Linked DNA regions of Homo sapiens: region 2 is linked to region 1. The links are chromatin loops, found by intact Hi-C in ENCODE. Cell type or tissue: adrenal gland. All regions are shown on one strand. Links, peaks and the distances in the headings refer to the core of each region. The heading gives the core; the rest is flanking DNA. Region 1 overlaps CLASRP (CLK4 associating serine/arginine rich protein). Region 2 overlaps PPP1R37 (protein phosphatase 1 regulatory subunit 37).

Region 1 (11,396 bases), core at 2,126-10,125:
AAGGAAATTTCTCCTTGATTTAAATGAATATTTGCCAGCATTTGACAATTTGCCAAGTGTTCATGTATGTCCAGGAATTTTCTCCCAGCCCAGCCTTATCACCATTGTCATTTTCCAAATGAGGAAACAGAGGCTCAGGGAAACTTCTCGCTGCTCTGGGCTTGCCCAGGGAGGTTTGGATCCCAACAGACTTGGGCTTTTTTGTCTGTATTATCATTACATCTGCACAACCACCTAGCAAGGTAGGGGTGACACCCCGTTTTGGGGTTTTTTGTTTTTTTTGAGATTGAGTCTTACTCTGTTGCCCAGGCTGGCATGCAGTGGCGCAATCTCAGCTCACTGCAACCTCCACCTCCTGGGTTCAAGTGATTCTCCTGCCTCAGCCTCCCAAGTAGCTGGGATTACCGGCGCATGCCACCATGCCCGGCTAAGTTTTGTAGTTTTAGTAGAGACGGGGATTTCACCATCTTGGCCAGGCTGGTCTTGAACTCCTGACCTCGTGATCCACCCGCCTCGGCCTCCCAAAGTGCTGGGATTACAGGCGTGAGCCACCGCGCCTGGCCATCACCCCATGTTACAGACAAGAATGTCGAGGGGGAACACCCTGTCCAAGGAGCTGGGATTCTCCACGTGTCCTTAACCACTGCTCCCTGTTGATGGAAAGCTCCTAACTCACCTACCAAGAAGGACTTGAGATTCCCTTTCTTGGGATTCCCTGTGGAGTTAAGGGAAGGATGGAGTTCTCTGCTGGGTTTGTCCCTTACCACCTGGCAGGTCTCGGCTTCCTCCTCGAGAAGGGTGGTGGTGTTGATTTTGTTGCGTGGGGTGGTTGTAAGAGTTGAGTGAGATGATGTGTATAAAACCCCAGCACCGAGCCTGGCACAGTCAGCCCTCCATGTGGGTTTGCTAGTCCAGTATTTGTTTATTTCTAAGATAGATGCTTTTTTGATTTTCTAAAATCAGAGGCTGCCAAAATTCTAGTGATCACTGAGGCCTTAGAATCAGGGACATGTGTTATAATTGATACTGTTTTTGCCATCATTCCAGGCCACATGGCTTCCTGGTGGTAGAGCCAGGGTTCCCCTTAGTTTCGCCTCACTCTGCATTTATTCATTCACTTCCACAAACAGTCATTGAACACCTGCGGTGTGGCAATGGTAGGGGAGAGGGCAGCAGCTCCATAATCAATGTCAGTGATGCCAATTGCAAACCAAGGTGATGTGACAGACAGTGTGCCATTCTCTGAGAAAAATAGGACAGAAGTCCTGGATAGAAGCTCCCTGGGAGGCACGGATAGGCCACAGGATTCCAGGCCGAGAGCAGCCTGTGCAAAGCCCTGTGTCAGCCAGGACTGTGAGCACACTGGAGGGGCAGAGAGAAGGCCCGTGTGGCTGGAGCAGGGAGAGCGAGGGCGCTTGTGCAAGACAGGGTCAGCAGGGCCTCTCTTGGGCTTTGGAGACAACAAGTAGAAATTGGGGTATCTGCTAGAACAAGGAAGGGCCGTGCTACATCCCCTTCTGGCCTGCCAGCCTGCCCACCTCTTGTTCCAGATAGAAAAGCTGAGGCCAGCCGGGCACGGTGGCTCATGCATATAATCTCAGCACTTTGGGAGGTTGAGGCGGTGGATCACCTGAGGTCGGGAGTTCGAGACCAGCCTGACCAATATGGAGAAACCCTGTCTGTACTAAAAGTACAAAATTAGCCAGGCACGGTGGCGCCTGCCTGTAATCCCAGCTACTGGGGAGGCTGAGGCAGGAGAATCGCTTGAACCTGGGAGGCGGAGGTTGCGGTGAGCCAAGATCGCGCCATTGCACTCCAGCCTGTGCAACAAGAGTGAAACTCTGTCTTAAAAAAATAAGAAAAGAAAAACTGAGGCCTAGGGAGGGAAGGAAGGAAGGGGACTTACAACCCACTGTCCCACAGCGAGTCAGGGACACGTGTCTCACTGCAGGGAAGATCAGGAAGGCTCTGGTACATTGTTGAGTCCCCCAGGCTGGGTGTTGGGGGTGCAGGAGAGCCCAGGTCATCCCAGCCCACACCTAACTTAAAATGAGCCACAGAGAGGCATGCAGTGGAGTGACCTGTGCAGTCAGAATGGCGTGTGGCACTCAGGAGCAGGTTATGGTTCTGAAGGGTCCAGCCAGAGGCCTCCAGAAACAGTGAGAATGGTGGTAGAGTGCCCAAGTACCAGGCCAGGCACTCACTCTGCCCGTGGTCCCATTTTACGGAAAAGGAAACTGAGGCACAGATGTGTTAAGTCCCTTGACCAAGGTCGTGTGTCCAAGGCTCTGCTGCAGTTGCTTGTGTCCCACCAGACATAGTTTGATTATCTGGAAGTGGTGACTGCCCCCCAAGGTGCACTGGGGTTGCACCTGTCTTCCTGCCCCACCGCACCCTTGTGTTCCCCCACTGAATTCCTAGTGTCCCCAACCCACTCTGACCTGGGGTCTCTTGTTTGCTGCAGTCTCAGAGGAGCAGTGCCTGTACCAGATCTACATTGATGAGTTGTACGGAGGCCTCCAGAGACCCAGCGAAGATGAGAAGAAGAAGTGAGTCGGGGTCTGGGGTGCAGGGGGTTGAGGAGGCAGGAGGGCTGGGAGCCCCAGCCAGGCATGGCCTCTTCCATCCTGTCCACCAGGGTCTCCCCGAAACCAAGGATGGTGTTCAGCACACAGTCAGTGCTCAATTAATAACTGTGTAGAGGAAGAAGCCCTGTCAGGGGGCCCCGGCTTGCCGAGGGCTCTGCGTTACATTTTCAGCTTGGGAAGTGGTGGGAGGTGCAGGCCCTGTGGTGAGACAGCCCTGGGTTTGAGTCCTGGCTGTGAGGCCCTGAGTGGGAATTGTCTGAGCCTTGCTGTGCTTCCCTGTAAAATGGGGCTGGCAGGAGGCCCTACTGCCTGGAGTTGGGAGGCATGCAGGAGATGGGGCTTGTGAAGTACCTATTCCAGCACCTGCCATGTAGTGAGCTTGCAGTCAGCCCTAGCTGATGTCACTCTGGAGAGAGGCTTCTTAAAGCCGCGTCCCTCAAGGAGTAGCTGGGGAGACCCGGGCCTTATCCTGGAGCAGCTGCCTCTGAGGAGCAGTGGCCGAGCAGTCTCACTTCTCTCTTCTCCACCTCAGTCTGATGAGTGCAGGCCTCCCGCCCTCACACACGCTATTCCCTCTGCAGGGCTTAGCTCTCCTCCAGGCCAGCTGCTGTTGCCCTGGTGCACGGTAGCCTGGAGCCCTGGCTCGGGGCTGGGCAGCTCCCTCAGTGACACCTTCCCTCCTGCTACCCCTGACTGCTTGCCGCCTTCCTCCACTGGGAGGGGTCCCATGGGACTGTACTGGGAGCTTCTTGGAGACTTCAGCCCTCGTCCACGGCCCCAGCCTCAGGATCCTGCTCAGGCCCTGCTCTGTTCAGGGCAAAGCTGGGGCACCTGGCTGCTCAGGAGGACTCTGGGCTGTGCCCTTGTGGGACTCATGGTCTAGGCGGGAGACAGACCTTCCCCAACAGAGATGACCCAACAAAGGCAGGGCTGGGGAGCTCAGGACAGTGCTGACCCACCCTAGGGTACCAGTCAAGGACTTCTTGGCAGGTGGGGCCCTAGAGCTCAGATGTGGAGGAAGAGGGAGGAGCTGGGTGTGGGCAGGAGCAGAGGGTCCTAGGCTGAGGGAGAGCCTGAGGGGAGGGGGCCGTGGCACTCGAGACTGGTGTGTGGGGCTAGCCTGGGGCCCTCATCTCCACTGGGCACGGCCCTGGCTTACCAGCTCCCCTTTCTCAGGCTGGCAGAGAAGAAGGCTTCCATCGGTTATACCTACGAGGACAGCACGGTGGCCGAGGTAGAGAAGGCGGCAGAAAAGCCAGAGGAGGAGGAGTCAGCGGCCGAGGAGGAGAGCAACTCGGACGAAGATGAGGTCATCCCCGACATCGGTGGGGTCCCCTCTCTGCCCTCCCCACCTGCAGTCCCTGGGCATCGTTTCTGTGTCTCGTCCCTCACCCTCTGTGGGGCACCCCGTGCTTACGAACCGTGTCTCTCTCCCTACCCCGCCCCAGGGCACACCAGCCTCCTGCTGCCCCTGTCTCACTCCTGTCCTCCTCCGTTCCGGCCTTCCTCTGCCTCACTCATCTCTCATTTCTAGGGTGCTATTTCTATGATCTTTTCCCCTCCTAGGTGTTGGCTCCATTCTCCTCCACTTGGGCCGGCCTCTCTCTGCCTTTGCCCCTCTCTCCTGCTCTCTTCCCTCCTCTGGAAAACAAGTGTTCATCCTCTTACAGAGTCAGCCCCCATCCGCCAGGCATCTGTTCACCCTCCTCTCTGCCATTCACCTCCCCTCTGGATTCCCACTGATCAAACCACCCCCAAGTCTCTCTGTTTTTCTCATCCTGGTTCTTACTCCAGCAACTGGCTCTTTTTATTTATTTATTTATTTATTTTTGAGATGGAGTCTTGCTCTGTTACCGGGCTGGAGTGCAGTGGCATGATCTTGGCTCACTGCAACCTCCACCTCCTGGGTTCAAGTGATTCTCCTGCCTCAGCTTCCCAAGTAGCTGAGACTAAAGGCACACGCCACCACGCCCAGCTAATTTTTGTACTTTTAGTAGAGACGGGGGTTTCACCATATTGGTCAGGCTGGTCTTGAACTCCTGACCTCGTGATCCACTTGCCTCGGCCTCCCAAAGTGCTGGGATTACAGACGTGAGCCACCGCGCTCAGCCCAGTAGCTGGCTCTTTATTCACACTCTGTGGAGCCACACATTGACCTCCGCCCAGCCCTCCTTCCTCTGGCTTATCACACGCCCTGCTTCCAAACACCTGTGACCCACACCCTGCCTGCCACCCACCGTGATCTCCAGCCGCCATCTTTCCGCCCCTGTTCAGTCCTCCCTCTCACGTCAACCCCACCACACGCCTCACTCATCCATTCCTCCCTCCCTCCATCCACCCATCCCTCCTTCCTTCCTTGCCTCCATTCCATTCATCCATCCATCCATCCCTGCATCCCTTCATCCATCCCTGCACCCATCCGTCCATCTCTCCCTTCTCTTTCCCTCCCTCCGTTCATCTGCCCCTTCAAGCCCTGTCCCCGAGCTGCCTCTGTCCACTGTGTGTTGTGCTCACCTCTGGCAAGCCCAGTGCCAGCCTAGGGCATGCCAAGATGAGCCAGACTTGATGCCATCCCTTCCTGAAGAATCCCTCAGTCTGGCGGGCGCCCCATCATCCCCGCCTCCTGGAGCACTGCCCCTTCTCCCCTGTCCTCTCGCTCGGCCGTGGCTCCTGACAGCCTTTCTCTTGGTGCAGACGTGGAGGTGGACGTGGATGAATTGAACCAGGAGCAGGTGGCAGATCTCAACAAACAGGCCACGACTTATGGCATGGCCGACGGTGACTTCGTCAGGTGAGGCCTGCCTGCTGACACCCCTACCCATTCTGTGGGCCCCACCCTGGCATCTCACTATTACTCCCGGTATTGACAGCCATCCTGTTTGTGAGCATTTGTGTGCCTGGCCCTGGGCCCAGGACTTTACACATGCAGGTCCCTGAGCCTATGGTGGTCGTGGCCCCACTTCATCTGTGCAGAAACAGGCTGCACCCAAGTCACCCAGCCTGCCCTACTTAGTGCGACCTGGGGCGAATCTGACTCTTCGAAGCTCTGGGGATTCCTAGGCTGGGGGACAGCGCCCTCTAGTGGAGAGGCTTCATTCCCTGGTTATTTATCCTGGCAGTTGCTGGTTGTACCTCTACCCTGAGCCACACCCCCTGCTGAGCTCACAAGACCACACAGAATGGTCCCAGCTCACTGGGCAGTGAACCAGAAACGGAGCCTGAGCATGGCACCCTCTGCCCAGAGCCCTTTGTGGCTCCCACCTCCCTCAGGAACATCCAGTGTCCTCACCATGGCCGAAAGGTCTTACCCATCTGGTCCTCTCAACCGCCACCATCCCCCGCTGCCCAGCCTGCACAGTCTCCTTGCTCCTCAAGTGCAGAGGCCTGGGCCAGCCCCTGGGCCACTCTGTCTGCTGTTCGCTTTGGACGTCTGCAGCTTGCTCCCCCAGGTTTTTCTCTAGATACCCTGTTTTGTGTGGCTTCCCTGAGCTCCCTCTTGAAAACTGCAGCTTCCTCTGCCTTTGCTCTACCATCTAATGGACCACACATTTTATTCCCTTGCTCATTATCTTCTCCCCTAGAATGTAAGCCCGTGCAGGTGAGGATTTCTGTTTTTTTTTTTCAGTGCTCAGTTCTTGATACCTAAGATAGCACCTGGCACACAGAGGGTGCTTGATAAGTGGCATTGAATGAAAGATACCTCAGGCTGGCGTGGGGTGACTCAGGTCCCTCACTTTCTCTGATGACTCAGTCTGTGTCCTCCTTACCCTGTGGCCTGCCCCATCCTCCACCCTAATTCTCACCCACCTCTATAGGATGCTCCGGAAAGACAAGGAGGAGGCAGAGGCCATCAAGCATGCCAAGGCTCTTGAGGAGGAGAAGGCCATGTACTCGGTGAGGTCTGGGCTGGAGTGGAAGGGGACAGGGGTGTGTCACAGGGAGGGCACCCCCTCACCAACCTGGCACCCACCCTACTCCAGGGACGCCGCTCTCGACGCCAGCGGAGAGAGTTTCGGGAGAAGCGGCTGAGGGGTCGCAAGATCAGCCCACCCAGGTAGGGCTTCTCCCTGAACCCCCACCCTGCTGGCATCTGGGGGAGGAGAGCAGGGGCTTAGGGCCTGAGAAAGCTCTTTGGAGGCAGGCATTTGACTTGAGAAAGGAGTCTTTCTAGTGGGGCGATGCATGGCCATCGTGAAGGTTTAGAGGTAGGAACGGCCTTGAGGGCCATGTGGACTCCTTTCCTTGCCAGCCCCTCCCCTCACCCTACTGGACTGGGGGCCCTTGCCAGACTCCCAGGAGCCCATGCACAGGCGGCATAAGGCTCTCACCAAGGCGGCAGAGAGGGCACAGGCTTTGCCCTGGACTCTCACCCAGTTCTGCTGCTTGGCTTCTTCCTGTGTCGGAGTTTGGACAAGTGACTTCCCGAACTCTCTGAGCTTCAATTTTTTCCTTTGGAAAACAAGGCATTATCACCTACCTGGAGAGAGGGCTGGGCAGTCCCCACAGGGAGGTCTTGGGACAGGTTTGGATGAGGCAGGCTGGCTTGGAGAGGAAAGCCCAGCCTGGGTCAGGAGGCCTTGAGGAGAGGCCCTGTGCAAACCCATGCCTCTTTTTGCCACATCTCTTAAAGGAGAGTGACTGAGAGTTCCTGTAAGGCTTAAACAACTTGTAGGTTCAGCGGTTGGTATCGGAAACATTCCTTAAAGAATAGCACCAATCGTCATTGCTGTCAGCGGTGGCACAGAGGCACACAGAGGGTAGTGCAGGAACGCCCAGGCTGGGTGGCCATAGGGCCTGGGTTTGGATCCCAGTTTCCTCCTTTATGAGCTACGTAATGCTGGACAAGTGACTTCACCTCTCTGGGCCTCAGTTTCCTCAGCTGTGATAGTCTCTCTTTTTTTTTTCTTCCCCCAGAGACAGGGTCTTATTCTGTCACCCAGGCTGGAGTGCAGTGGTGTAATCACGACTCACTGCAGCCTCAAATTCCTAGGCTTAGGCGATCCTCCTACCTCAGTCTCCTTAGTAGCTGAGATTACTGGTATGCGTCACCACGCCCAGCTAATTAAAATAAAAAATACTTAGTAGAGATGGGGTTTTGCGGTGTTGCCCAGGCTGGTCTCAAACTCCTGGGTTCAAGTGATCCTCCCACCTCAGCCTCCCAGAGTGCTGGGATTACAGGCGTGAGCCACCGCACCCAGCCTATTTTAATCTTATCATCATCATCATCATCATCATCATTAGTAAGCCCGGACCCAGTGAGAGCCAGAGACAAGGATTGGGAGGAGGGATGCTTTCATTCTAGGGTCAGGAGGCCAAGCAGAACCAGAGCTGCTGAAGTCCAAGTTCCTCAGAGTCATGATGGGTCTAGGACATTGTAGGGTGGGGCTTAAGTTCATGCTTTGGACAGATCTGAGGTGGGGGTGGGTGGAGGAATTAAGGGGAGGCCCCCAACCTGGTCAGCAGCCCCCTCACTGTGCCAGGTACCTAGCTTTGGGTCCTCAGGTTGGCGGGCTTATCCCAAATTCATGACTGCTGAGATCTTAAGCCCTAATTTGTCCCACCCCATTCTTTTCTCTGTAGCTATGCCCGCCGAGACAGCCCCACCTATGACCCCTATAAGCGGTAAGTTGCTCTGGAGGACCAGGGAATAGCAGACAGGGAGCCTCCTGATGGGGACAGGGGTGCTGAGGAGGGGATGGGAGGTTCACCCTGCTAGGCCACCCCAAGATCACAGACTGCATGATATGTTCTGGGTCTGAATCATTTTTGTGTTTTCCAGATCACTGTCTTGTTTTCCCAGTTTTAAATAAAATTTTTTTTTTGAGACGGAGTCTCGCTATGTCGCCCAGGCTGGAGTGCAGTGGCACGATCTTGGCTCACTACAAGCTCCGCCTCCCAGGTTCACGCCATTCTCCTGCCTCAGCCTCCTGAGTAGCTGGGACTACAGGTGCCCGCCACCAGGCCTGGCTAATTTTTTGTATTTTTAGTAGAGTTTAGTAGGGTTTCACCGTGTTAGCCAGGATGGTCTCAATCTCCTGACCTCGTGATCCACCCACCTCAGCCTCCCAAAGTGCTGGGATTACAGGCGTGAGCCACCACGCCCGGCCAATAAAATTTTCTTTATCTTTGAAGCTTCTTTATTTTATTTTTCTGATTTAAATACAGTGCAGCCTTGTGGTAAAAATGACCAAATATGGCAAAACAGTGTGACTGAGAAATCAAGTCACTTTAATCTCAATTTCCAGAAGTGGCCAGTGGGAAATAACGGGCACTCAGTAGCACCGCTGGGCACAGGTCGTTGTCTCGTGGATGAAAGAGTGGTTGGAGAAGGGATTTTGTGAGGGACCAAGCTCAGTCTGATCCCAGTCCCCCTCATCCAAGCTCCATAGCTCTCTGAAGCCCAGTTCCCTCTTCGGAATGGGGGTGGGAATGGGATCTTCCTCATGGGGCTGTGGGTCGAGGTTAGATGAGATAAGGTGTTGAATGGCTTCTGGGGAAATAAAAGGTGTAGGTTAGTGCTCCATACATGGGAGTGTCAGGAATATCAGATACTTTCTTTTTATTTTTAAAATTTTATATATTAAAAAACACGTTTGTTTTTTTTTTCTTTAAAATATTGAGATGGGGCTCACCATGTTGACCAGGCTGGTTTTGAAGTTCTGGCCTCAAGCAGTCCTCCCACCTGGGCCTTCCAAAGTGCTGGGATTACAGGCATGAGCCATCACACCTGGCCACTTTGTTTTTATTTTACTAAAATAGAATTGCACCACACTCAGTGTTTTAGAACTTGCTTTTTCCTCCCAGATTATCCATGTATCTTTTGAGTAAAACTTTTCTGTGTTTTGTACAGAGATCTGCTTATCTTTTTTTTTTTTTTTTTTTTTTTTTTTGAGACGGAGTCTCACTCTGTTGCCCAAGCTGGTGTGCAGTGGCGTGACCTGGACTCACTGCAACCTCTGCCTCCCAGGTTCAAGCAGTTCTCGTGCCCTCAGCCTCCTGAGTAGCTGGAATTACAGGTGCGCGCCACCATGCTCGGCAAATTTTTTTTGTATTTTTTGTAGAGACAGGGTTTTGCCTTGTTGGCCAGGCTGGTCTCAAACTCCTGGTCTCAAGTGATCGGCCTGCCTCGGCCTCCCACAGTGCTGGGATTACAGGTGTGAGCCACCGCGCCCGGCCTGCTCATCCATTTTTCATAGCCACATAAAATCAGAGCAGTTGTGTGTCATTGTCCTTCCTGGTTATTTAGCGAAGGCTGCATGGTTGTGAGTCAAGTCCTTGTCCAGAGCTGGGTCTCCACTGCCCTCCAGGCTCCATCCACCCGCCTGGTTTCCCGGGTCGCTGTGGCCCGCGCTGGCGCTGCTGTTGATCTGCTGTGTGTGCTGTTCCCGAAGAGGCTCCGGGAGCCTGAGCTAGTGAGCCTCCTCCTCCCTACCCGCAGGTCACCCTCGGAGTCCAGCTCAGAGTCCCGCTCCCGCTCCCGCTCCCCGACCCCGGGCCGCGAGGAGAAGATCACGTTCATCACCAGTTTTGGGGGCAGCGATGAGGAGGCAGCCGCAGCCGCTGCTGCCGCAGCAGCATCAGGAGTCACCACAGGGAAGCCCCCCGCACCTCCCCAGCCTGGCGGCCCCGCCCCGGGACGTAATGCCAGCGCCCGGTCGGTAACGCTCACGCCGCCCGCCCTACGCCCCGGTCACCATGGGGGGTACCCGGGGCAGAGGGGGGCCGCGGCTCAGGCCTGCGCTGACCGGCCCTCCGTGCCCCGCCTGCAGCCGCCGCTCCTCCTCCTCCTCCTCCTCCTCTTCTGCCTCGAGGACCTCCAGCTCCCGCTCCAGCTCTCGCTCCAGCTCCCGCTCTCGCCGTGGTGGGGGCTACTACCGTTCCGGCCGCCACGCCCGCTCCCGGTCCCGCTCCTGGTCCCGCTCCCGCTCCCGCTCCCGGCGCTATTCCCGGTCCCGTAGCCGTGGCCGGCGGCACTCAGGTGGGGGCTCCCGAGACGGACACCGGTACTCCCGCTCGCCCGCCCGGCGTGGTGGTTACGGGCCCCGGCGCAGAAGCAGGTGTGTGTGGCTGGGCGTGGAGGTGGGAGGGGCTGGGGGGGCGCGGTCTCCGATCCTGGGGAGAAGGTGCTCAGAGGGAGGAAACCTGGCCGTCCAGCTCAGAGAACACCCCATCTAAGGGGACAGGCACAGGCCACTGCTCTTCCGCAGGAAGCCCTTGGTTGGAAAGGGCAAGGCATGGGTGTTTGCGTGCGCGTTCTGGTGGCAGTGGAGGTGGATCCCAGCCGCTGTTTTCCACGACAGGGTGTGGAGAGGAGACTGTGCATCTCTCTCTCCTCAGGAGACTGTTTTTGCTGTCAGGGGTTCCAGGTGGAGGGGAGTAGAAAGCGCATGGACGCTCCAGGGTTTTCTGTAGCTTGAAGGGACGGGTCCGGGCCTTGAGGGCTGGGAAACCCCTTGCGGAGGGGGAGGGGCGCGTTCCTGTGTGGCCAGGAGCGGATGGGGAAGCGAAGCGGGTGGAAAAAATCAAGACAGCTCTTTGGCCTGGCGTGGTGGCTCACACCTGTAATCCCAGCACTTTGGGAGGCCGAGGCAGGCGGATCTCCTGAGCTCAGGAGTTCGAGACCACCCTGGGCAACATGGTGAAACCCCGTCTCTACTGAAAAAAAAATTAGCTGGGTGTGGTGGCACACGCCTGTAGTCCCAGCTACTTGAGAGGCTGAGGCAGGAGAATCGCTTGAAACCGGGAAGCAGAGGTTGCAATGAGCTGAAATCGTGCCACCGCACTCTAGCCTGGTGACAGAGTGAGATT
Region 2 (11,396 bases), core at 1,317-9,316, 83 kb after region 1:
CAAGGCTGCAGTGAGCCATGTTCTCACCACTTTACTTCAGCCTGAGCAACAGAGTGAGACCCTGTCTCAAAAACAAACAAAACACCGAGACAGTGTTGGAGACATGGTGGTGACCAAGACAGCCCCAGTCCTGTCCTCCTGGGCTCCCGGGCTAGTAGGGGAGGTGGCTGATGTGTAGAAAGATTGTGTGCTGTTCATTGTGTATTTGTGTGAAGGTGCTTGGAGCGGAGGTGAGGCGTGGAGGGCAGTGGTGACTTGGGGTGGGGGTGCCCAAGGGCACTTTACCTCGGGCAGTGGCCAGCGGGGGGCCTGAAAGGGAGGACAGAGCTCAGGCAGCCTGTTGTTGGGGGAGGGCTGAAGAGGGCAGTATGGGCAGAGGCCTTAGGGCGGGAGTGGGTGGAGCCCCATGAAGGACTCGGGGTGTGGACAGTCACAGGCCTGGGTCCCCTGTGCCTGCAGCCCAGAATGTGACCGTGGACGAGGTCATCGGCGCCTACAAGCAGGCCTGCCAGAAGCTGAACTGCAGGCAGATCCCCAAGCTCCTCAGGCAGCTGCAGGTATGGGCGGGACAGGGTGGGTGCGTCCGGTGTGGGTGTCAAGGGGGGCCCTAGGGTGGAACCAGCCCAGCAGGAGAGGGCCTCCCACTCCCCAGCCCCAGGTGTTCATGAATACATCTTTGAAAGCCTGCTGCTCAGCTAGAGAATGAATCAGTTTCTTCATAAATTTGAAGAGCACAGAATTCTATAAAGTAAGACATTCAGGTATCTGTCAGCCCCAAAAGAAACGCTGTTCCCTGGGGAAGAGGCATATCTACGATTCTTGTGAGTCTGAATTACAAAATTTATGTATTCTTTTTTTTTTTTTTTTTTTTTTTTTGAGATGGAGTCTCGCTTTTGTCTCCCAGGCTGGAGTACAGTGGCGCCATTTCGGCTCACTGCAACCTCTGCCTCCTGGGTTCAAGCGATTCTCCTGCCTCAGCCTCCCAAGTAGCTGGGATTACATGTGCACGCCACCATGCCCAGCTAATTTTTTTTGTATTTTTAGTAGAGACGGGGTTTCGCCATGTTGGCCAGACTGGTCTCAAACTCCTGACCTCAGGTGATCTGCCCACCTCAGCCTCCTAAAATGCTGAGATTACAGGCATGAGCCACCATGCCCAGCATATTCATAAAAGTCAGAATTACAGAAATAACACATATCCTCAGATTTAAAAAAATAAAAATACTACAGATCTGAAAAGCCAAATCCACCTCTTATCTCTTGCCCCAAGGCCCCCTCCTCGGGAACCCCCGTTGTTGGCCACTCGGCATTTCCTGGCCTTTTCTGTGCGTTGGCAAGGTGGCTATTGAGGGGTACCTGCTGGTTTTCCATTTGGTCGCTCTCCCACCCTGCCGGTCCCCCAGCCCCCTCCCTCGGCACCTCTCCTGTGGGCCCCGGCCTGGCGCCTAGTCAGTGAAGCACCGCTCGTTCCGAGGGTTCCAGGGTTGCCTGTCCTCGGGCTGTTGTACCCTCAGCTGTGCTGGAAGCAACCACGCTCCTTGTCCATCAGTGTTCACTGGAGTTAGGGTAGGTTCTCTGGAACATTCCAGAAGAGGGGCTTGTCAGGTCCCAGGAAGGGTGGCTGCTCAGTGTGGCAGCTGAGAGGGTGGGTCCTTGGACCCCATCGGCCTGGTTCAGACCAGCCCTGCAGCACCCACCCTGCAGGTGATGTGTGTAAGCTCAGAGCGCGGGTGCTGGCATCTGCGGGACGGTGGGTTCTGACTGGGTGCTGGGCCCCAGGCCCTGCCTTCACCAAGAAGCCTCCTGTGCCCAGCCTTGCCATCTTCCCAGGCTCATTTCCTGCCTCACAGCCTTTGCACAGACTCCCTCCTCTGCTGGGACATACCCAGAGATGCTGGGCCCACTCCCTCACTCGGTCCCGCTGGGGCAGAGGGCTTCGCCCAGGCCTGCCTGGCTGCAGTGCTGGCTGGTCCTCAGTTGTGTGGGTGCAGAGTTCTCTCGCTGTCTAAGGCCCTGTACCCCAGGTTCCAGCTGGTGGGTGGCCTCTGAGCCTCTGTTCAGTGCCTTCGCCCAAACCCCACCCCAGAACCCTGCCTGACCTCAGGCATAGCAGCCATTTGGGGCCTCGGCTGCCCCCCTGTTCAAGTGTCTTCCTGCCTTAACCCCACTCTACTTTCTCAGGAATTCACAGACCTCGGGCACCGCCTCGACTGTCTGGACCTGAAAGGTGTGTGTCTGGCTAGGGGTTGAGAGCCCTTGGGTCATGGGCAGGTCGGGGGCTCCCTAGAGCTGGGTCTGAGGACCTGCCTGGGGTTAGCGGCTTCTGGAGCTGAGCTCAGCCAGGGCAGGGGCTGGGCCTGGTGGGGGGTGGGAGGTTGGGGGCAGAGGGCCCTTCCAGCCATGCAAAGGTGCACTGTCTTAGACATGCGCACGGCTGCTGTCTCCCCCCAGGTGAGAAGCTTGACTACAAGACCTGTGAGGCCCTGGAAGAGGTCTTCAAGAGGCTGCAGTTCAAGGTCGTGGACCTGGAGCAGACAAACCTGGATGAAGATGTGAGCGGCCCTGCCACCGCCCACTTGGCTCCCTGAGCTCCCGGGCCCCTTCGAGGTTTGGGTGGGGAGAGGACACTGCAGGAGGAGGGGGTCCCCTAGACAAAGGCTGAGGGGTGGCGCAAGGGCGGGGCCTCTTGCAGGGCAAGAGGGAGACATCCAATATGACCAGAGTGGATGTGGAGGGCGCGTTGGGGCACCTATGGCCCACCCTCATAAGCAAGGAGAGCCTTAGGGAGCTGGGCTGAGGGGCAGGCGTGTGGCCCCCAGGAGCCCTTTCAGGAACCACGCTGGAGGGTCCAGCTCCTACAGGGTGGGCTTGGGAAGCATTCTGAGAGCAGCCTCCCATCAAGGCCCAAGGGCCCTCACCTCCTCAGCCTTGGGAGTCCCCAGGCACCCCAGGTGTCGGGATCCAGGGGCAGGGGACCTGGAGAACTGAGGCCCAGGCTCAGGAACACCAAGGCCTGTCCTGGTCACTCAGCACGTCAGTCAAGGACTTTGGAGGGCAAGTGACAGAAAACAAAACTGACTACAGCAGAGAAGGAAAGGGTTTGTCCCCGTGGCTCACGGGGCCCTGTCTGTGCTTGTCCTCCTCTCCCGTGTGGCTCTCTCCAGACCCTGGACCCATCGTCTCTCGGTGGGGCCCGGTGTCAGGGCCCACGCCTCTCCTCCAGGGCAGCCCAGAGCTGAGGCTGAGCCCCCGAATCTCTATGCGCAGGGTGCCTCGGCCCTCTTCGACATGATCGAGTACTACGAGTCGGCCACCCACCTCAACATCTCCTTCAACAAGCACATCGGCACCCGGGGCTGGCAGGCGGCCGCCCACATGATGCGCAAGGTGGGCGCCTCTCGGCTTCCAGGAAGAGGCAGCTCAGGCTCCCAGCACGGGGAGGCACTTTCTCAGGGCATGGCCCGTAGGCTCTGACTGCATGAGCTCTTGAGTGTGGGCTGTTGTGGGGATGCTGGGCCTGGCCCTCAGGCCAGGAGAACAGGGCCGAGAGGTGTCCTGGCCCCCAGGCCCCCTGGCCCCTTCTCTCCTTGCGAGGCATTTCATGACCTCCAACTTCTCCCTTCCGTAATGTCATCCTTCTGTAATGTCATCCCCTTGGAGGTGGCCATGGTCGCCATCCCCACGTCACTCCTGTGTGAAGGCTGGGTGGAGGGACGGGACGGGGCTATCTGGTAACCTCCCAGCCACACAGGAGTTGGAGATCCTGGCTGCCACCAGCCCTGCCTCGCTCACCCACAGGACCCCAGGCTGAGCCTTCCCTCCCCAGCCACAGTTACCCCCATTGTAAAACAAGGCGACATAGCCAGACGACAGCTGTGGCTTCGTTGCTCATTGAGACATGGGGGCACAGGTCCTGGGGCCAGGGAGTGCTGGGGCGGTCCTGGGGCCAGGGAGTGCTGGGGCAGGCCTGAGCCAGTGCCTCACCCCTGTCCTCTTGCCCCTGCAGACGAGCTGCCTGCAGTATCTGGACGCCCGCAACACGCCCCTGCTGGACCACTCGGCGCCCTTCGTGGCCCGTGCCCTGCGCATCCGCAGCAGCCTGGCAGTGCTGCACTTGGAGAACGCCAGCCTGTCGGGGCGGCCCCTCATGCTGCTCGGTGAGCCCCAAGCCCGGGAGGGTGAGCAGGATGTGCAGCCTGTTGGGGGGCAGGGGCCTGCCCAGTCACCGTGCCCCCTCCCCGTCCCCAGCCACGGCCCTGAAGATGAACATGAACCTGCGGGAGCTGTACCTGGCGGACAACAAGCTCAACGGCCTGCAGGACTCGGCCCAGCTGGGTAACCTGCTCAAGTTCAACTGCTCCCTGCAGATCCTGGACCTCCGGAACAACCACGTGCTAGACTCGGGTGGGTGCAGTGGCCCACCCCACCCACACCCGTCACCCAGCACCCACTCTGCCCGGCCCTGCGCTAGGTGGTGCTGGGGACACAGACATGGCCAAGACCACCCCAACGCTGTCCTGCTGGGGCTCCCAGGAGGAAGACAGACCCGCCCTAGACAGTGACAACCTAGAGTGGGCAGGACTGGGCTGGTGGAGCCCAGAGGCGGGGTCCGATCAGTCTGGGGGCCAGGGAGGGCTTCCAGGAGGAGGAGACAGCTCAGCTGACAGCCGCAGGATGAGGCGAAGTGAATAATTACAATCTGAAAAGAAAGCAGTGTTGCTGCCATAACAGGGTCAGCTAGAGGCTGCTTTCAGATGGGAGAGGAGGGAAGACCACCGTGGGGCGGGGCCTCTGGGCTTCCATCCGGAGGCTGGGAGCAGAACCAGCCTTGTGAGAAGCCTGGGAAAGGGTCCAGACCGCGGGAGCAGTGAGTGCAGTGGGAGGAGCTCTGGTGTTTGATGCTGGGGGTTGAGCAGAGAATGGGGAGCCGTCAAAGGAGGCGTTCCTGTTGCATCCTGGAGGGGTGGGGTGGGTCACTGTGTCCCCAGGTGGCAGGCCCAGACCCCACTCTACTGAGCACCTGCCAAGGGCCATGGCTGTCGGCCCCTGGGCTCAGCTCGGAGGGAGACACAGGGCTCTGCCCTTGGGAGTTTGTACTCCAGTCTAGAGAGACAACGATAAGATGAGTGAAATCTCCAGCCTGTCAGATGGTGGGATCTGCATTGGAGGGAGACAGTGGTGACTGTGGGTGGGAGTGAGCTGGCTGTGAGGTGAGGTGGGCCAGAGGTGGTCACATTTGAGCAAAGATCAGAAGCATCTGGTGGAGGCTGTCATCCAGGCACCCAGGCCCAGGGGTCACAGATGTGTGCCCAGGGGTGCCAGGCCGAGGCAGGGCTGCAGGGCAAGGCCTGGGACTGCGGGGCCTCCATGGAGGTCCTAAGCAGAGGGGGTTGCTCCTACCCTGCAGTCCCCTCCCCAGGAAGCACCCGGACCCCAGACAGGGCTCTGACTGCCGGCCTCCTCCAGGTCTGGCCTACATCTGCGAGGGCCTCAAGGAGCAGAGGAAGGGGCTGGTGACCCTGGTGCTGTGGAACAACCAGCTCACGCACACAGGCATGGCCTTCCTGGGCATGACACTGGTGAGTCAGGCTGGCAGGGAAGGGAGGCACCTCGGTCCCCGCTGCCACCTCCCACTCCAGCTCTCAGCACAGTTGCCTCTAGCTGACGGCTCCTGTCCTGCCCATCCTGCAGGTTCAAGACGATTTAAACTCAGCCCCACCTGCTTCCTCATTCAGCTTCTGTGCCTGTTTTCCCTGAGGAGGAGCCCTTCTTTCATTATCTCCTTTTTTTTTTTGAGACCGAGTCTCATCCTGTCACCCAGGCTGGAGTGCAGTGGCGCCATCTAGGCTCACTGCAGCCACTCCAGCCCCCGCCTCCTGGGTTCAAGCCATTCTTCTGCCTCAGCCTCCCAAGTAGCTGGGACTACAGGTGCCCGCCACCCCGCCTAGCCAATTTTTTTATTTTTTATTTTTATTTTTTTTGAGACGGAGCCTCAATCGCCCAGGCTGGAGTGCAGTGGCTCGATCTCCGCTCACTGCAAGCCCCACCTCCTGGGTTCACACCATTGTCCTGCCTCAGCCTCCCGAGTAGTTGGAACTACAGGCACCCACCACCACACCCAGCTAATTTTTTTGTATTTTTTTAGTAGAGAGGGGATTTCACCATGTTAGCCAGGATGGTCGCAATCTGACCTTGTGATCCACCCTCCTCGGCCTCCCAAAGTGCTGGGATTACACGCGTGAGCCACCGCGCCCGGCCTAATTTTTGTATTTTTAGTACAGACGGGGTTTCACCATGTTGGCCAGGCCGGTCTTGAACTCCTGACCTCGAGTGATCCCCCCCACCTCGGCCTCCGAAAGTATTGGGATTATGAGTGAGTCACCGTGCCTGGTTTTCAGTTTTTATGTGGTGCTTAAAGCAAGCCACTCAGGTACAGAGACTCTCAGGGCGAGCACTCGTGTGCTCAAACCCCGGGATAAGAGTTGCCCTCCTTGGGGGCTTCAGGGCGCTCAAGGTCCAGGCCCTGGCCAGGGGCCCAGGCTGTGGGGGGTAGGGACTGACTGGGTGCCTGGGGAGCTGGGAGTGGACGGGGGACCTGGCATTTGGGGAGACTTCAGGCACAGGAGGGACTTCAGGCCAGGCCTGCGGCAGGGCAGGACGGCGCCGGTGTTCACGCAGGCGCGCGAAAGAAAAGGAGCGCCCGGGCCTGGCTCTCTTCCCGGCTTCTTTCCTGACTTGGCCTCCTGGGTCTCCTCCGCCATCACGGCCTCCTCCTCACCCTCACACCCCCTCCCTCCAGCCGCACACTCAGAGCCTGGAGACGCTGAACCTGGGCCACAACCCCATCGGGAACGAGGGTGTGCGGCACCTCAAGAACGGGCTCATCAGCAACCGCAGCGTGCTGCGCCTCGGGCTGGCCTCCACCAAGCTCACGTGCGAGGGTAGGGTACGGGGCCGGGCCAGGGTGCGGGCTGGTGGGCTCAGCCGGGCGGCCAGCCGGGTGTGGGGCCCGTGGCCAGCCCCTGCGGTGCCCCCCCAGGCGCGGTGGCGGTGGCGGAGTTCATCGCTGAGAGCCCCCGCCTCCTGAGACTGGACCTTCGGGAGAACGAGATCAAGACAGGCGGGCTCATGGCACTGTCGTTGGCCCTCAAGGTGAACCACTCACTGCTGCGCCTGGACCTCGACCGTGAACCCAAGAAAGAGGCGGTGAGCAGGGGACGGTCCTGCAGCCCTGGGGCGGGCGGAAGGCCGGGTGGTGGGGCCGGCCTGAGAGCCCTAGCCAGGCGCTCCCGCCACAGGTGAAGAGCTTCATCGAGACGCAGAAGGCGCTGCTGGCCGAGATCCAGAACGGCTGCAAGCGCAACTTGGTGCTGGCGCGGGAGAGGGAGGAGAAGGAGCAGCCGCCACAGCTGTCGGCCTCCATGCCTGAGACCACCGCCACCGAGCCCCAGCCCGACGACGAGCCCGCCGCTGGGGTGCAGAACGGGGCCCCCAGCCCCGCACCCAGCCCGGACTCAGACTCAGACTCGGACTCGGATGGGGAGGAAGAGGAGGAAGAGGAAGGGGAGAGGGACGAGACCCCCTGTCCTGCCCTGGTGCCCCCCACGGACTCCCTGGGCCCTGGGGACAGGAGTCCCCCAGGCAGCCCCTCCACACCCACCGAGCAGCGGATTTCCGTGTCCAGCCCGGGCCGGGGCCACAAGGTGTTTGTGGTGACCCGGGTGGAGAGCCCGCCCGAGAGGGCAGAGCCCCCTGCGTCCCCCACCCCTCCCTCTCCCCCACCCCCTCCCTCCCCACCCGCCTCACCTTCCCTACCACCAGCCGGGGCCATTGACACCCGGGACACAGGGTCCTCTGAGCCTCAGCCACCACCGGAGCCGCCTCGGTCAGGGCCACCACTGCCCAACGGCCTGAAGCCCGAGTTCGCCCTGGCACTGCCCCCTGAGCCGCCCCCGGGGCCTGAGGTCAAGGGGGGCAGCTGCGGCCTGGAGCACGGTGAGAGGGGCCCTAGGGCAGGTGTTGAGGGGCCCTGGGTGCTGTATGTGACCCCAGGCAAGCCCCTGCCTGTTGTGGACCTCAGTTTCCCCCTCTTTAAAATGGTTCTCGCAGGGGCCAGCAAAGTGGGGCTTAGTTCTCATCTCCACCCTGCTTCCCTTGGGTCCTGGGAGCTCTTCCTGGGGTGGGGGGGCATGTAAGGTGTGCTGCCTTGAGCCTGACCATCTCAGCGGTCTCTGGGCACTCTGCAGGCCCTGAGGGTCTGGCTGGGGCCGGGCTGGGGACAGGTTGTATTTGCCCCACCCGCCTGACGGGGGTGCTGGCCCGTCCTCCCACACAGAACTGAGCTGCTCCAAGAACGAGAAGGAGCTCGAGGAGCTGCTTCTGGAAGCCAGTCAGGAATCCGGGCAGGAGACACTGTGACACTTTAGGTGAGGCCAGGCCCGGGGCCCACAGCACTCGGGAGGAGCTGAGAGAGCCTCTGGCTCTGACAGTCTCTCCCCCAATCTCTCCTCCCCAAGTTCCCTTTTTCCGGTCGGTCTGCGATGAGCTGAGGCCAGAGCCATGAGAATCTGCTCACCTTCCCCCCAGCCTTCCTGAGGCCCAGGATGCCAGGGGTGGGGGCCATTCTGGGGCCCCCCTCCCCCCACAGCAACACTACAAGGGGTGCAGGAGCTACAGGGAGTGGCCCTCCGCGCGTGACTCAAGCACTTCTATTTATGAGCCCAGCACTGGAAGACTCTGGGGGTGAATGGGAGGAGGGGGAGCAGGAGGAGGAGGAGGTCTCCAAGGACATCAGGCGCCTGTTCTGGAGGGGCCAGGCTTGCCCTGCGGAGGGCAGGCGTCCTGGGTGGTGGTGGGATGGTCCCCTGTGGCCCCGGGCACAGGGCCGGGCAGGCAGCCTGGTGCCGGAGAGGCGGTGCGTGCTGGTGGTGGTTGAGATGCACAGAACAGCCCCAGACAGCGCAGGCCGGGCAGGGTGGGGGGATGGGAGCAGAGGATCAGAGCTTTCTTTTTCTCAAGTGCAATAAATCTATCAGGGAGCTGGGGCGGGAGCAGCCGGCACTCCGGGACCCTGCTGTCCAGGCCACTGGAGGCTGCGCCCTGAGAGGCACTACAGCCCTTTGGGGGCGAGTGGCATGGGTGTGGGTGAGGGTGGGCAGAGGGCTGGGGCTACTCCTGTCGGTGCAACTCTGTTCACACCTTTTCTAATAAACTGGGGCTGGGTTCACTTTGCCCAACGTCTGCTTCGTGCGGATCCTGGAGGTGGTTGCTGGGGGTGGGCTGGGTGGAGGCCATCACAGCTCCTGGTTACAGAGCATCTGCCAGGGCACTGGTCAGGCATTACTGCGTCTTCCCCCACAGTCCCGTCTATTCTGCATCCATGCTCTGGTGTCTCGTACGGTCACCTCCCAGCCAGGCGAGTTTACACCCATCCTTTCTGCAGGGAGAGACAGGCCCCAGATACCTCCTGGCTTCAGGTCTAGGGTCTCAGGATGCTGGATATGGAGTGGCTCTGCCCAGTCGCCCATCGCTCAACAGGAACAGATCCCAGCCTGTCCCTGGCAGCCCCAGGTGTTGTGCAGGTGGGAGTATGCCCCGGGCCCAGCCAGCACTGCAGGAGCCTGGTGGGCGGCTTGTTCCCCTTTGCCAGCAGGGGCCTGGGGGGCCATGGGGGTGCTGTTGCGGATTTCTGAGAGGTCTGTTTTTCCCTTTAGGAAAGGGGGGAGCAGGCCGGGCATGGTGGCCCACACCTGTAATCCCAGCACTTTGGGAGGCTGAGGTGGGAGGATTGCTTGAACCCAGGAATTTGACACCAGCCTGGGCAACATGGTGAAACCCCATCTCCATAGAAAATACAAAAATTAGCTGGGTGTGGTGGCGTGTGCCTGTAGTCCCAGCTACTGAGGAGGCTGAGTTGGGAGGATCGCTTGAACCCAGGAGGTTGAGGCTGCAGTGAGGTGTGATTGCACCACTGCACTTCAGCCTGGGCAACAGAGTGAGATCCTGTCTCAAAAAAAAAAAAAATTACTAAACGAGCATTTCTGGGCCACCCATCCCCTTGTTTCCCGTGTGGGAGGCTGACATGGATGGAGGCGTTGTGGTGACATCACGAGAACCACAGTCGCAGGCTGGAGCCCTGGTGTCATTCAGCTCCTGCACACACCAGGGAGTCCCCTGCCCCCAGCCACCCTGGCCTCTGGGAGGAACACCTTAGGAAGCCACTGCTGGTTTGCTGTTTGGTCCCTTGCAGCTGTAAGTGTCCTAACTGCTCCCCAGGTCAGCCACGGCTAGGACTCTTATTTGGGCGAGGGACTTAGGGAAGCTACACAGAACAGCCGCCAGCAGCCCGCAGCACTCTTCCCATCCCTGCACAGCCAGCTTGTCCCCAGCTCTGCTAATGTGCGATGTGGCCATGGGTGAAGGGAAGAAGGGGCCCCCTCCTGGCCACTGTGGATCCAGCCCGTCTTGGTGAGGGGCCGGGGCATGTGAGGTGTTTGCATCAAGGTACTGAGAGACCTCTGTCCTTCGCCTGGTTTGGGTCAGCACAGTGCCCCAACGATCTTCAGAGGCCCTTGGTCGATATTAGCCGTTGCTCATGGTCTCAGCCTCTGTGGAGGCAGCTGTGTTGGGGTCTCACCCAGCCCGCTGGCCGTCTGCCTCCCCACCCCATGTGAGGTATGCTAGGGGAGGGACAGGGATCCTCTTCCCAGCCTGTCCCTTGATTTGCTTTCACTAAATTGAGCTTGGAGTGAGGAACTGGGCCTTTCTTACTGTTGGGGGTTGAATTGTGTCTCCCACAAAAAAAGATGTTTGTTTATTTATTTATTCATTTATTTATTGAGCTGGAGTCTCGCTCTGTTGCCAGGCTGGAGTGCAGTGGCGCAATCTCGGCTCACTGCAACCTCCGCCTCCCAGGTTCAAGCAATTCTGCTGCCTCAGCCTCCCGAGTAGCTGGGAGTACAGGCGTGCACCACCACGCCCAGCTAATTTTTGTACTTTTAGTAGAGACGGGGTTTCAACATGTTGGCCAGAATGGTCTCAATCTCTTGACCTCGTGATCTGCCCACCTCGGCCTCCCGAAGTGCTGGGATTACAGGCGTAAGCCACTGCGCCTGGCCAAAAAAAGATCTTTAAAGTCCTTACCTCCAGTACCCCAGAATGTGAGCTCACTTAGAAATAGGGTTTTTACAAAGGTAATCAAGTTTTAACTCATTTTAATGAGGTCACTCGGGTGGGCCCTGCTGCAGTCTGATTGGTGTCCTTATTAAAAGGGGCATTTGGGCACAGGGAGACTGCCACGTGAAGACAGAGGATGGGGTGATGCCTTTGCAAGCCAGGGAGTGCGGAGATGGCCAGCAATGCACCAGGAGTGGGGAGCAGGCACAGAGAGCCCCTCC

What was found. Hi-C counts contacts between places; a loop is a spot of excess contacts. Peaks named below come from ENCODE experiments on the same cell type or tissue, not always from the same donor. Only the 100,000 strongest peaks of a DNase experiment are listed, where the experiment ranks them.
Region 2: a loop joins it to region 1, with 2.8 times the contacts of the local background. A loop is called at or near these places in 3 of 110 quality-filtered maps.

What each region holds. Positions count from the first base shown.
Region 1 is chr19:45,053,986-45,065,381 of GRCh38, forward strand. It overlaps CLASRP (CLK4 associating serine/arginine rich protein), which reads left to right. Exons shown (of 21, transcript NM_007056.3): 6 at 2,465-2,549; 7 at 3,765-3,913; 8 at 5,283-5,379; 9 at 6,404-6,482; 10 at 6,569-6,642; 11 at 8,169-8,210; 12 at 10,027-10,242; 13 at 10,358-10,645. Among named protein-coding and RNA genes, the nearest start is that of ZNF296, 17 kb to the right of the region's middle. RefSeq lists an enhancer at 3,289-3,358. In adrenal gland, for the core only: a CTCF peak has its summit at 5,668 (motif pointing left); a DNase peak (open chromatin) is centred at 5,666.
Region 2 is chr19:45,138,055-45,149,450 of GRCh38, forward strand. PPP1R37 (protein phosphatase 1 regulatory subunit 37) reads left to right here. Exons shown (of 13, transcript NM_019121.2): 2 at 460-557; 3 at 2,182-2,227; 4 at 2,452-2,552; 5 at 3,268-3,387; 6 at 4,007-4,157; 7 at 4,249-4,404; 8 at 5,467-5,579; 9 at 6,800-6,941; 10 at 7,040-7,206; 11 at 7,299-7,995; 12 at 8,336-8,426; 13 at 8,517-9,231. The coding sequence ends at 8,418. Among named protein-coding and RNA genes, the nearest start is that of NKPD1, 17 kb to the right of the region's middle. RefSeq lists an enhancer at 1-406. In adrenal gland, for the core only: no CTCF peak of the experiment used is centred there; no DNase peak of the experiment used is centred there; H3K27ac peaks cover 1,481 bases.